2 separate regions of the Homo sapiens genome follow, and region 2 is linked to region 1. A link is an interaction called in ENCODE POLR2A ChIA-PET data of the cell type or tissue named here. Cell type or tissue: PC-9. All regions are shown on one strand. Links, peaks and the distances in the headings refer to the core of each region. The heading gives the core; the rest is flanking DNA.

Evidence for each region. Peaks named below come from ENCODE experiments on the same cell type or tissue, not always from the same donor. Only the 100,000 strongest peaks of a DNase experiment are listed, where the experiment ranks them.
Region 2: POLR2A ChIA-PET joins it to region 1 with 15 read pairs; 9 of 35 experiments call an interaction of 5 or more read pairs at or near these places.

What each region holds. Positions count from the first base shown.
Region 1 is chr1:112,849,207-112,854,560 of GRCh38, forward strand. It overlaps LINC01356 (long intergenic non-protein coding RNA 1356), which reads right to left and starts at 1,437. Exons shown (of 7, transcript NR_103746.1): 1 at 474-1,437. LINC01357 (long intergenic non-protein coding RNA 1357) reads left to right here and starts at 651. Exons shown (of 2, transcript NR_189282.1): 1 at 651-1,221. In PC-9, for the core only: no CTCF peak of the experiment used is centred there; DNase peaks (open chromatin) are centred at 575, 1,195, 2,685 and 3,235; H3K4me3 peaks cover 3,534 bases; H3K27ac peaks cover 3,443 bases.
Region 2 is chr1:112,902,412-112,907,787 of GRCh38, forward strand. All of the region lies in intron 1 of LOC124904342 (a long non-coding RNA gene), which reads left to right. Among named protein-coding and RNA genes, the nearest start is that of MIR11399, 23 kb to the left of the region's middle. RefSeq lists enhancers at 1-817, 818-1,749, 1,656-1,950, 3,753-4,312. In PC-9, for the core only: no CTCF peak of the experiment used is centred there; DNase peaks (open chromatin) are centred at 1,820 and 2,710; H3K4me3 peaks cover 1,804 bases; H3K27ac peaks cover 3,663 bases.

The DNA of each region.
Region 1 (5,354 bases), core at 355-5,354:
GGTCACGGGAATCACGAACTGGGGAAAATTATTTGTCAGGTTTAATTAAAGGAAGAGGAACAAATAGAGTTTAAAGATTAGAAGGTTACAGGTGGCACCCCACAATCCCCAAAACAAACCCCACCTCGGCTCAGCCCCAGTCACCTCCCAAGGGGGTATATCTTGCCCAGAGAGCCTGAAGGCAGGGGCATTTGTTTTTACAGCCCAGTCACTATTCTTCCAGACAAAAAAAGCATTTCCTGTGAGGATGAAGTGATTACCCCAGGTCACCTGGCCACATTCCTCTCCGGGAGCTGGTGGCCACACCACCTGGCCGCCCCTCCACTAGCGCCGCGCTCCGAGGTCACGCAGCTGCCTGCGAAGCCCTCAGTGAGGCCGCCTCCCACCCCCTGGAGACGTGGTCTCCCCTCCCGCGAGGGTCCCTCCGACCCCACCCGGGCAACTAGGGCACCGCGGGCTGTTACCCAACTAACCATTAAGCGCGGAGCCGAGCGCGTGCGTGGCACGGAGAGGCGGGGCGGGTCTGGTCTGCGCTCTCGGCACCATGCGGCCCCCAAGACGTAGAGCTTCCCTGCCTCGGTTTGAAGGGACCGCTGGGCTGCCTGATTACGCGCCCCCGGCCGAGCCTGCGCACTGGGGACGCAGTCGGCCCTCGCGTCCTCTGCTGCCCGAAACAAGCGCGTGGAAAGCTTGGTCGGGGCTTCTCACAGCCGCGCGCACAGACTGGTTCTCCCCCCGCGTCTCCCGGGAGCGTCGCCGCCACCTGCACGCGTCCGGCACACAAACGTCGGTCTCACCCCTTAGTTTCTGGAAGAGAAAAAGGAAAAGCCACCGAGAGGCCTGACCCTGAGGGGTCGGGGGGAGATGCGGGCGCGTAGTAGAGGGAAGCGACTGAGGAGCGGGGACTGGGCAGCATTTGAATGGATGCGGGTGCCGCTGGCACCCGGGAAGACGCCTGGGAGCCGGCGCTGGGGAGCCGGGCATGGGCTGGGATGTGTTTGGATTCCAATCTGGGCCTGACACCAGTTCAGTGACCTCGGGAAGTTCCCCAACCCTGCGGGCCTGTTTCCTCCCTCTGAAGTGGCGACAGTAATAGAACCGACCTCGTAGGCTCATCGGGAGGTCCTGATGGGAGAACCCATGCAACTTGCCACCACAGAGCCAGGCCCGCGGCGACTGGCTCCTGGTGGGTATTAAAGACGAGTCGGGAAAGAAGAGCAGGTAAGAGGGCGGGGAGACTGGCCCAGTGGGTTGGGGTGTGCACCTCGGCCACGTGGAAAAGCGAGAATGCAGGGGCCGGACGCTTATGGACGATGCATATGTGGGGCCGGATAGAATTGTGGCAGGCGGCGCTGGGGCTGATGCGCCTCACCCAGATTATCCTCTGTAATCCTCACAGCCCTGTGAAGTGGGCCCTGCCATGAACATTTTGTAAATAAGGCACCCGAGGCTCAGAGAGGTGAAGTAATTTTCCAGACAGCCCAGCTCGTCAGCGGCCAGCATTTGAAGTCACACTCCAGAGCCTGTTTTTATCATAATAGCCGCTGTGACCGCATAACCAACGTGTGTGTTGAAGTGATCAAATAACCATGGGGTGGTCTCTGATGTCCAGGACTTTTGAGAAATACTGAAAAAGTATGAGGCAAGGCCCCTGCCTTCAAAGAGCTTTCAAGTTTATGGGAGAGACTGAGTCAGGCGCAAATTAACCAACATCTGTTGAGCACTTACTGCTTGCCAGGACCCTGCCCTTCTCTCACTGTCTTCCTCCCTTCCAGGACTCACCCCCTCACTTACCCTTCCCCTCAATTCTCACAAGAGATTGAAGAAGGGTAGAGACTGGAGGATGAGGCTGGGCGCGGTGTCCCATGTCTGTAATCCCAGCACTTTGGGAGGCCGAGGCAGGTGGATCACCTGAGGTCAGGAATTCAAGACCAGCCTGGCCAACATAGCGAAACCCCCCTCTACTAAAAATACAAAAATTAGAAGGGTGTGGTGGCACTCGCCTATGGTACCAGCTACTCAAGAGCCTGAGGAGGGAGAATCACTTGAACCTGGGAGGCAGAGGTTGCAGGGAGCTGAGATCATGCCACTGCACTCCAGCCTGGGTGACAGAGCGAGACTCTGTCTCAAAAAATAAAAAAATAGGCCGAGCGCAGTGGCTCACGCCTGTAATCCCAGTACTTTAGGAGTCCGAGGTGGGCGGATCATGAGGTCAGGAGTTCGAGACCAGCCTGGCCAACATGGTGAAATCCCGTCTCTACTAAAAATACAAAAATTAGCCTGGCGTGGTGGTAGACACCTGTAATCTCAGCTACTCAGGAGACTGAGGCAGGAAGAATTGCTTGAACTTGGGAGGCAGACGTTGCAGTGAGCCAAGATCATGCCATTGCTCTCCAGCCTGGGCGACTCTATCTCAAAATAAATAAAATAATTAAACAGATAAAAATAAAAAATGGTGGTGGGACAATTGGGTATCCATATGCAGAAGAATGAATTTGCATGAAATTGACTTAAAATTCATCAATAACAAAGAGCTAAACTGTAAAACTCTTAGAAGAGAATATACAGATAATCTTTTTTTTTTTTTTTTTTTTTTTTTTTTTGAGATGGAGTCTCATTCCGTCGCCCAGGCTGGAGTGCAGTGTCGCAATCTCGGCTCACTGCAAGTTCAGCCCCCGGGTTCATGCCATTCTCCTGTCTCAGCTTCCCGAGTAGCTGGGACGACAGGCGCCCGCCACCACGCCCGGCTTTTTTTTTTTTTTAGCATGTGGGAGCAACTTACCCACATTTCGGTTACACTAGTATGGCTACAAAAAAATTTTTTTTAAGGAAAAAAGTATTGGTGAGAATGTGGAGAAATTCAAACTTCATACTTTGCTGATGGGGATGTAAAATAGGGCAGCTACTGTGGAAAACAGTTTTGTGGTTCCTCAAAAAGAAAGAATTACCATATGATGCAGCAATTCTGCTACTGAAGCAGCGTCGTTTTCTGGGGTAAATACCTGAGGTTCCTCGTCTAGTGCCAAGAAGATTAAGGACATGGATACACGCAAGGAGCGAGTTTAGGAGAGGAGATTTCATAGGCAAAAAAGGGAGAAAAGGTCTCTCATGAGAGAGTGGGGCGCTCGAATGGGAATTCCAGCCTGGGGCAGAGTGCACCCGATTTTATAGGCAGGCTTAAGAAGGCAGTGTCTGATTTACATAGGGTCCAAAGATTGGTTGGACCAGGTGTGACGTTTACATAACACGCCAGGTAAGCTGGCTTCTCCACCCTAATCTTATTATGCAAATAGAATCTTTGCCTGGCTGGCACCATGTTGCCTGCTCCTTACTACACACGCGGCTAGCAAAGAGAAGGGAAGATGGAGCCGCCATTTTGAACATGCGTAGTCCCAGGTGTAGCCTTTTCCTATTGCCACAACTGCTGGCGTTCACCCCTGCAAGCTTCCAGCTTGCTTGTCTATGTTTGCAGCTTGATTTTACAGGATGTTCTTTGTTACAAAAGAAAATTATCTGGGGGCTGTTTTTCATTAAAAGGAAAACCTTACCAAGGACTCCTGTAGCTTACCTGCCTAAATAATTTATTCTTAATGCCTATATCACTACTAGGTATATTACCAAAATAAAACCGGTATTCAAACAAACACTTGTACAGCAGCACTATTCACAGTAGCCAAAAGTTGCAAACAATTCACATGTCCATCAATGGATGCATAGATAAACAAATATATTATGCAGCTATAAAAGGGAATGAAGTACTAATAAATCCCACAATGTGGATAAACCTTAAAAATATATAAGTGAAAGAAGCCAGAAACTAAAGGTTCAAAATTGTATGTGCGATAATTTCGAGGCATTTGAACCAGAGCAACTCCATCTTGAATAGGGACTGGGTAAAATAAGGCTGAAACCTACTAGGCTACATTCCTGAGATGGTTAAGCATTCTAAGTCATAGGATGAGATAGGAGGTCAGCATAAGATACAGGTCATAAAGACCTTCCTGATAAAATAGCTTGGAGTAAAGAAGCCAGCCAAAACCCACTAAAACCAAGATGGCCCAGAGAGTGACCTCTGGTCATCACTACTACACTCCCACCAGTGCCATGAGAGTTTACAAATGCCATGGCAACCTCAGGAAGTTACCCTATATGATCCAAAAAAGGGAGGCATGAATAATCCACCTCTTTTTTAGCATATAATCAAGAAATAACCATAAAAATGGGCAACCAGCAGCCCTGAGGGTGCTGTCTATAGAGTAGCCATTCTTTTATTCCTTTACTTTTTAAATAAACTTGCTTTCACTTTATGGACTTGCCCTGAATTCTTTTTTGCACGAGATCCAAGAACCCTCTCTTGGGCTCTGGGTCAGGACTCCTTTCCATTAACAATTTCATTGCATGAAATACCCAAGATAGGTAAATCCATAGAGACAGAAAGCAGATTAGTGGTTGCCAGGGGCTAGGGATAGGGAGAAAGGGAGTTGTGTCCGGATTTGGTGGGTTCTTGGTCTCGCTGACTTCAAGAATGAAGCCGCGGACCCTCGCGGTGTTACAGCTCTTAAGGTGGCGCGTCTGAAGTTTCTTCCTTCTGGTGGGTTCGTGGTCTCGCTGGCTCAGGAGTGAAGCTGCAGACCTTTGCGTTGAGTGTTACAGCTCTTAAGGCGGCGCATCTGGAGTTGTTCGTTCCTCCCAGTGGTCTCGTGGTCCCGCTGGCTTCAGGAGTGAAGCTGCAGATTTTCGCGGTGAGTGTTACAGCTCATAAAAGCAGTGTGGACCCAAACAGTGAGCAGCAGCAAGGTTTATTGCAAAGAGTGAAAGAACAAAACTTCCACAGTGGAAGGGGACCGGAGCAAGTTGCCACTGCTGGCTGGGGCAGCCTGCTTTTATTCTCTTACCTGGCCCCACCCACGTCCTGCTGATTGGTAGAGCCAAGTGGTCTGTTTTGACAGGGCGCTGATTGGTGCGTTTACAATCCCTGAGCTAGATACAAAGGTTCTCCACGTCCCCATCAGATTAGTTAGATACAGAGTATAGACACAAAGGTTCTCCAAGGCCCCACCAGAGCAGCTAGATACAGAGTGTCGATTGGTGCATTCACAAACCCTGAGCTAGACACAGAGTGCTGATTGGTGTGTTTACAAACCTTGAGCTAGATACAGAGTGCTGATTGGTGTATTTACAATCCCTGAACTAGGCATAAAGGTTCTCCACGTCCCCACCAGACTCAGGAGCCCAACTGGCTTCACCCAGTGGATCCCGCACGGGGCTGCAGGTGGAGCTGCCTGCCAGTTCCGCGCCGTGCGCCCGCACTCCTCAGCCCTTAGGTGGTCGATGGGACTGAGCACCGTGGAGCA
Region 2 (5,376 bases), core at 268-5,267, 53 kb after region 1:
TGACACTTAGCATAAGTGACTCCATTTTAATTTGTTTTGTTGGGGCCTAGTGCAGGAGCTCAGTCCAAAACAATGGCTTCCCATACATTTTATTTTACACCTTTACAATAAATGGGTAAATGTAAGTAAAGCATTTCCCTTAATTCTGTGAGCCACTCTAGCAAGTGATTGAACCCAAGAAAGGGTCTAATTTGTAAAACCTCTAATTTGTAGCTAAGTTGGACAGAAGTTGTGAGTAACATGAAGGTCTACTATTTGCAGTTGGAGTGTGAACGTGTGGAACTGAGTCTTTTTTTTTTTTTTTTTGAGACAGGGTCTCACTTTGTCACCTAGGCTTGAGTGGAGTGGCGCAATCTTGGCTCACTGCAACCTCCACCTCCTGGGTTCAAGCAACTCTCCTGCCTCAGCCTCCCAAGTATTTGAGATTACAGGCGTGCGCCACCATGCCCGGCTAATTTTTTGTATTTTTAGTAGAGATGGGGTTTCACCATGTTGCCCAGGCTGGTCTGGAACTCCTGAGCTCAGATGATCCACCCACCTTGGCCTTCCAAAGTGATTGGATTACAGGCGTGAGCCACCACGCCTGGCCTGGAACTGAGTCCTTAATCTGTGTGATCTGACACTATACCTAGGTAGATAGTATCAGAATTGAGTTTAGTTGTAAGACTCTCGGTGTCTGCAGAAAATTGGAGAATTGCTTGATGTGGAGAAAAATCCCTACACATTTGATCACAGGAGTGTTCTATGTTCAGTGTGAGTATAGAGAAAAATAATTTGCTTTTCCTATTCAGTAGCCCACAGGCCCACTGGGATCTCCTCTGTTTTCTGCCCTTCATCAGACTTGGGCTTGGGAAACACTCTGCCTTTGTTCACTTCAGTCTCCGAAATTTGGCCTGTGGACTTTTAGGGTCCTCATCATGCTATGTTGTAAGCACTGATTTCCTTTTCATGCCACCAACAGATTTAAAGCTTCTTAAAAATACAGACCAGGCTTTATTCAGCTTTTTATCTTAACCTAGCCCAGGGCCTGGCACACAGTCTGTGTTTAACAATGCTTGGCTGTCAGTTCTACCATGGTTCCTACATAGCTTTCTCTGGATGCTTTTCTCCAGGAGAAATGCAGCACTATTTTTCTCTACCTGGTTGAAATGCCACTTCCTGCAGAAGCTTCCCCAGGCCCTAAAATCACATGGCATACTTTGTGTGTGGTTCCCTCTCATCTCAAGAAGTTCACAGTTTCGTAGGGATTTAGAAGAGCAAACTAACATGTACAATGCACTGCAGTGCTAGGAAAAATTGTGAAAGACTTTTAAATGGGCAAGTAATGACTGGGTGTCTTTCAATGGAATGATGTGTGTTACAATTCTACCCTACAAAAGTGCTGGACTGTTTTATAACTCTGTAGAAATGAAGGTTAATGGGGAGGCCTGATGATGGTGTAGATGTTTTCTGTCTAGAGCTGGATGCAGGATGCAAACAACTCTGTTCATGGCAATGCAACTAAATACATTTTGTCCAGTACAGAACAAACCGCCCAAGGGGTTCACCTTGCCCTCTGCCTAGACAGAGCATTCATCAAGACAGAGGAATTGCAATAGAGAAAGAGTAATTTACACAGAGCCAGCTGTGTTGGAGACCAGAGTTTTATTATTACTCAAATCAGTCTCCCCAAGTATTCAGGGAGCAGAATTTTTAACGATAACTTGGTGGGTGGGGGAAAGCCAGTGAGCCAGGAGTGCTGATTTGTCAGAGATGAAATCGTAGGGAGTCGGAGCTGTCTTCTTGCACTGAGTCACTTCCTGGGTGGGGGCTACAAGATCAGTTGAGCCAGTTTTTCAATTGGGTGGTGCCAGATGATCCATCAAGTGCCGAGTCTGCAAAATATCTCAAGCACTGATCTTAGGAGCAGTTTAGGAAGGGTCAGAATCTTGTAGCCTCCAGCTGCATGACTCCTAAACCACAATTTCTAATCTTGTGGCTAATGTTAGTCCTACAAAGGCAATCTAGTCCCCAGGCAAAAAGGAGGTCTGCTTTGGGAAAGAGCTGTCTTTGTTTAAACTATAAACTAAGCTTCTCCCAAAGTTAGTTCGGCCTATACCCAGGAATGAACAAGGACAGCTTGGAGGTTAGAAGCAAGATGGAGTCTGTTAAGTTAGATCTCTTTGGCTGTCTCAGTCATAATTTGGCAAAGGCAGTTTTATAAGTAAAATTCCATTTTAAACAGTTATAAAATCCTACTAGTTTCCTCCTTAATTCATGATTTAAATAAATGTATGTTCATTCTCTGTGTGAGTTATGCTTTTATCATTTTGAAAACTATTCTTTAATAGTGGTATCTGTGAAAGAGTAAGCAAAATTAATACACAGTGAGCATTTATTCCATGTCAGGCACTATGCTAAGGGTTTTATAGATTTAATCATCATGGCGACCCTGTAAGTTAAGTTCTATTATTAGTTCCATTTTACAGATCTGGAAACCAAGGCCTAGAGATTAAGTAACTTTCCTAAGGACCCAGAGCTAGTAAGTGGCCTGAGATTTGAGACCTGAGATTTGAAAGACTTGCATTGTAACTGCACTTCAGTCAAGAGGGCAATTGAAATGAAATTGTGGGATCAGGTAAGGCTTCCAAATTTCGGAGGATAAGGTGTTGGTGCAGAGGGAAAAGAAGGGCGGGGCTTTCAGGTACAGGTCAGCCCTAAGAAATGCAGTTGGCCTGGAGAGCAGGGTGTGGGCTGAGGAGTGGTAAGAGATAAGGCTGAAGGAAACTTCAGGAGTTTCCTTCACAGAGGAAGGAAATCACGGAGAGCTCTGTGAGGCCAGAAGCCAAGGAGTTTGGACTTTATCCTCAAACTACAGTATTTTAAGCAGAAAAAAAAGACATGATTAGATTGAGTTGTATTATTTTTATCTTTATTGCTTTTGTTTGTAGTTATAAAAGAGGTATAGGCTTTTTTTAAATTGTTGTTAAAACAAAACAAAACATGGAGAAATTTGGCCCTTCTAGAAAAATTATTTTGGCAGCACTGTTGAGGCTCGATCCGAAGTGGTGAGTGAGAAAAGAGGGAAGCTGTTGGAAACTAAGCCAATAGCAAGAAAAACGAAGAGGAGGGGATGGAAAGGAGAAACAGTAAGCTAGCTGAATCTACAGGATTTGGCAACTGTGGCATGTCGGGGGTAGGAAAGGGTGGGAAGGAGGGGCTAGTGCACAGGGAGAGCCCCATCAAAGTACCTAGCTCAGAAAACCTACTGCAGGCCTGGTTACTCATTCTTAGCATGTAAGAACTGAGATAGTACTTGAAATTTAAAGCGAAAAGCATTGATATCAAGTTTGTACAACACCCATTCTAAAAAGCATATACAAATAGAGCCTGACCAAAGTACCCAGGCCTTTTTTTTTTTTCTTTTTTGGCCTCAAGGTGGTTAGAAGCGGGAGACAAAAAAGGGTGTTGAGAAAGGAAAAGAAAGATAAATCACAAAGACTATAACCATTTAAACCTTCTGTTGACAATTACGCACATACAGATTGTCAGCACACCAGGTGACTTTTAATCCCGGTCCAGTTCCCCTCCTGGCCCTCTTAATGGCTTCTGGCCACTTCCTCTTGGGATCTGGCCAGAGTAAGCTCAGGAAATGCAAAGTTTTAATTCTGGAATCAGTAAAGCATATTAGGAAAGGAAATCCACAAGTGAAAAAAACATCACATTATGCATTTTGAAGCCAAGGGACAGAATCAGATTGTAAATTTGTGGGGACAGGAACCATTTTACACATTTTGGTGCAGAACTCAGGGATTGGTTTAGCCATTATTCCCCCTCAGGTTCACCCAGGATTTGGTCTCTTGCATTCTTGTATGATTCCAAAGCTTCCATCCAGCACAACCTTCAGCTCTAGCAGTTAAGCTGTCTGCAGTCCCGCTTTGTGCTCCCTGACAGCAGGGGAGGATAACCCGCCAAGATGAAGGCCCAGATAAAGAGTCAGTATCTTTAATTATACTCACTTCCCTAGGATTTTGCAGGATCAGATGATAGAATATATTTGAAAGGCCTTTGTAAAATTGGATGAGCTATACAATCACTAGCTGTTCTTTATTCATTGTTGTTCTGGTTGATGACCTAACTGATACTTGCTACACTGCATTGCAGAATGTTCAAGGAGATTCAGATTTTTACAATGACTATGCACTTAATATATTAATGTTACTATGTGCTCAATGGTGTGCTGTGTACTTTCACATGTAATCCTCAAAATAATTTTATCATGTTTATCAAAGATCAGATAGATTAACTTGCTCAAAAACATAATTTTTGATTTTTTATGCTCTCCCAAGATTGGATTAGGTTTTGCCATGTGTTACCACACCACAGAAGTTACTACATATCTTCCCCACTACACTAGAAGCTGTGGGTGCTAGGAACTATATTTTGTTCACTGCATTATGCCCTCTATCCAGCTAATGGAGCCAGGCACAAAACATACATGCTACAAAAAATAGTTAGGGTGAATGAATGAAGGCTGATTTTATATCCATTGCTCTATTCTGAAAACTACTGTTTTCTTAATAACTTACTGTTCATCATCTATTTTTCCCTACTAGAATGTAAGATACTTGTGAAAACATATCATTTGTTTTATTCACTGCTGGATTCTCAAAGTCTGGAACAATGCCTGGGATATACTAAGTGTCCAATAAATATCTGTTGGTGAATGAACAAACGATAGCCACGTGGACAAGCAAATTCCACCTCTTTTTGTCTATCACTATATTTTTTCTTTTTCTTTTCTTTTTTTTTTTTTGCGATGGAGTTTCACTCTTGTTGCCCAGGCTGGAGTGGAATGGCGTGATCTCACCACAACCTCTGCCTCCTGGGTTCAAGCGATTCTCCTGCCTCAGCCTCCCTAGTAGCTGGGATTATAGGCATGCGCCACCATGCCTGACTAATTTTGTATTTTTAGTAGAGATGGGGTTTCTGAATGTTGGTCAGGCTGGTCTCGAACTCCCGATCTCGGGTGATCCGCCCGCCTTGGCCTCCCAAAGTGCTGGGATTACAGACAAGAGCCACCATGGCTGGCCTTGTATTTTCTTTTTTCTGATGCTGATCTCAATAAGATAACGCTCAAGAACAACACAACACTGTGATGTGGGTGAGCGGCTGAGAGCTGAACACTCTGGCTTCCTGAGGTAAATACTTGCAGCTGAATGATGATTAGAAAGGAACCACAGGAATGCTGTCTCCAAGAGCACTGCCTGCAAGAAGAAGGCACAGGTGGCCAGCACTGGTGGCCTGTGGACTCTACACTTCACAGCTTTGGTCCAGCACCAGCAAAATAGTGATGCAAGACTATTGTGCTCTTGAGTTCCATGTCACACTCACCTC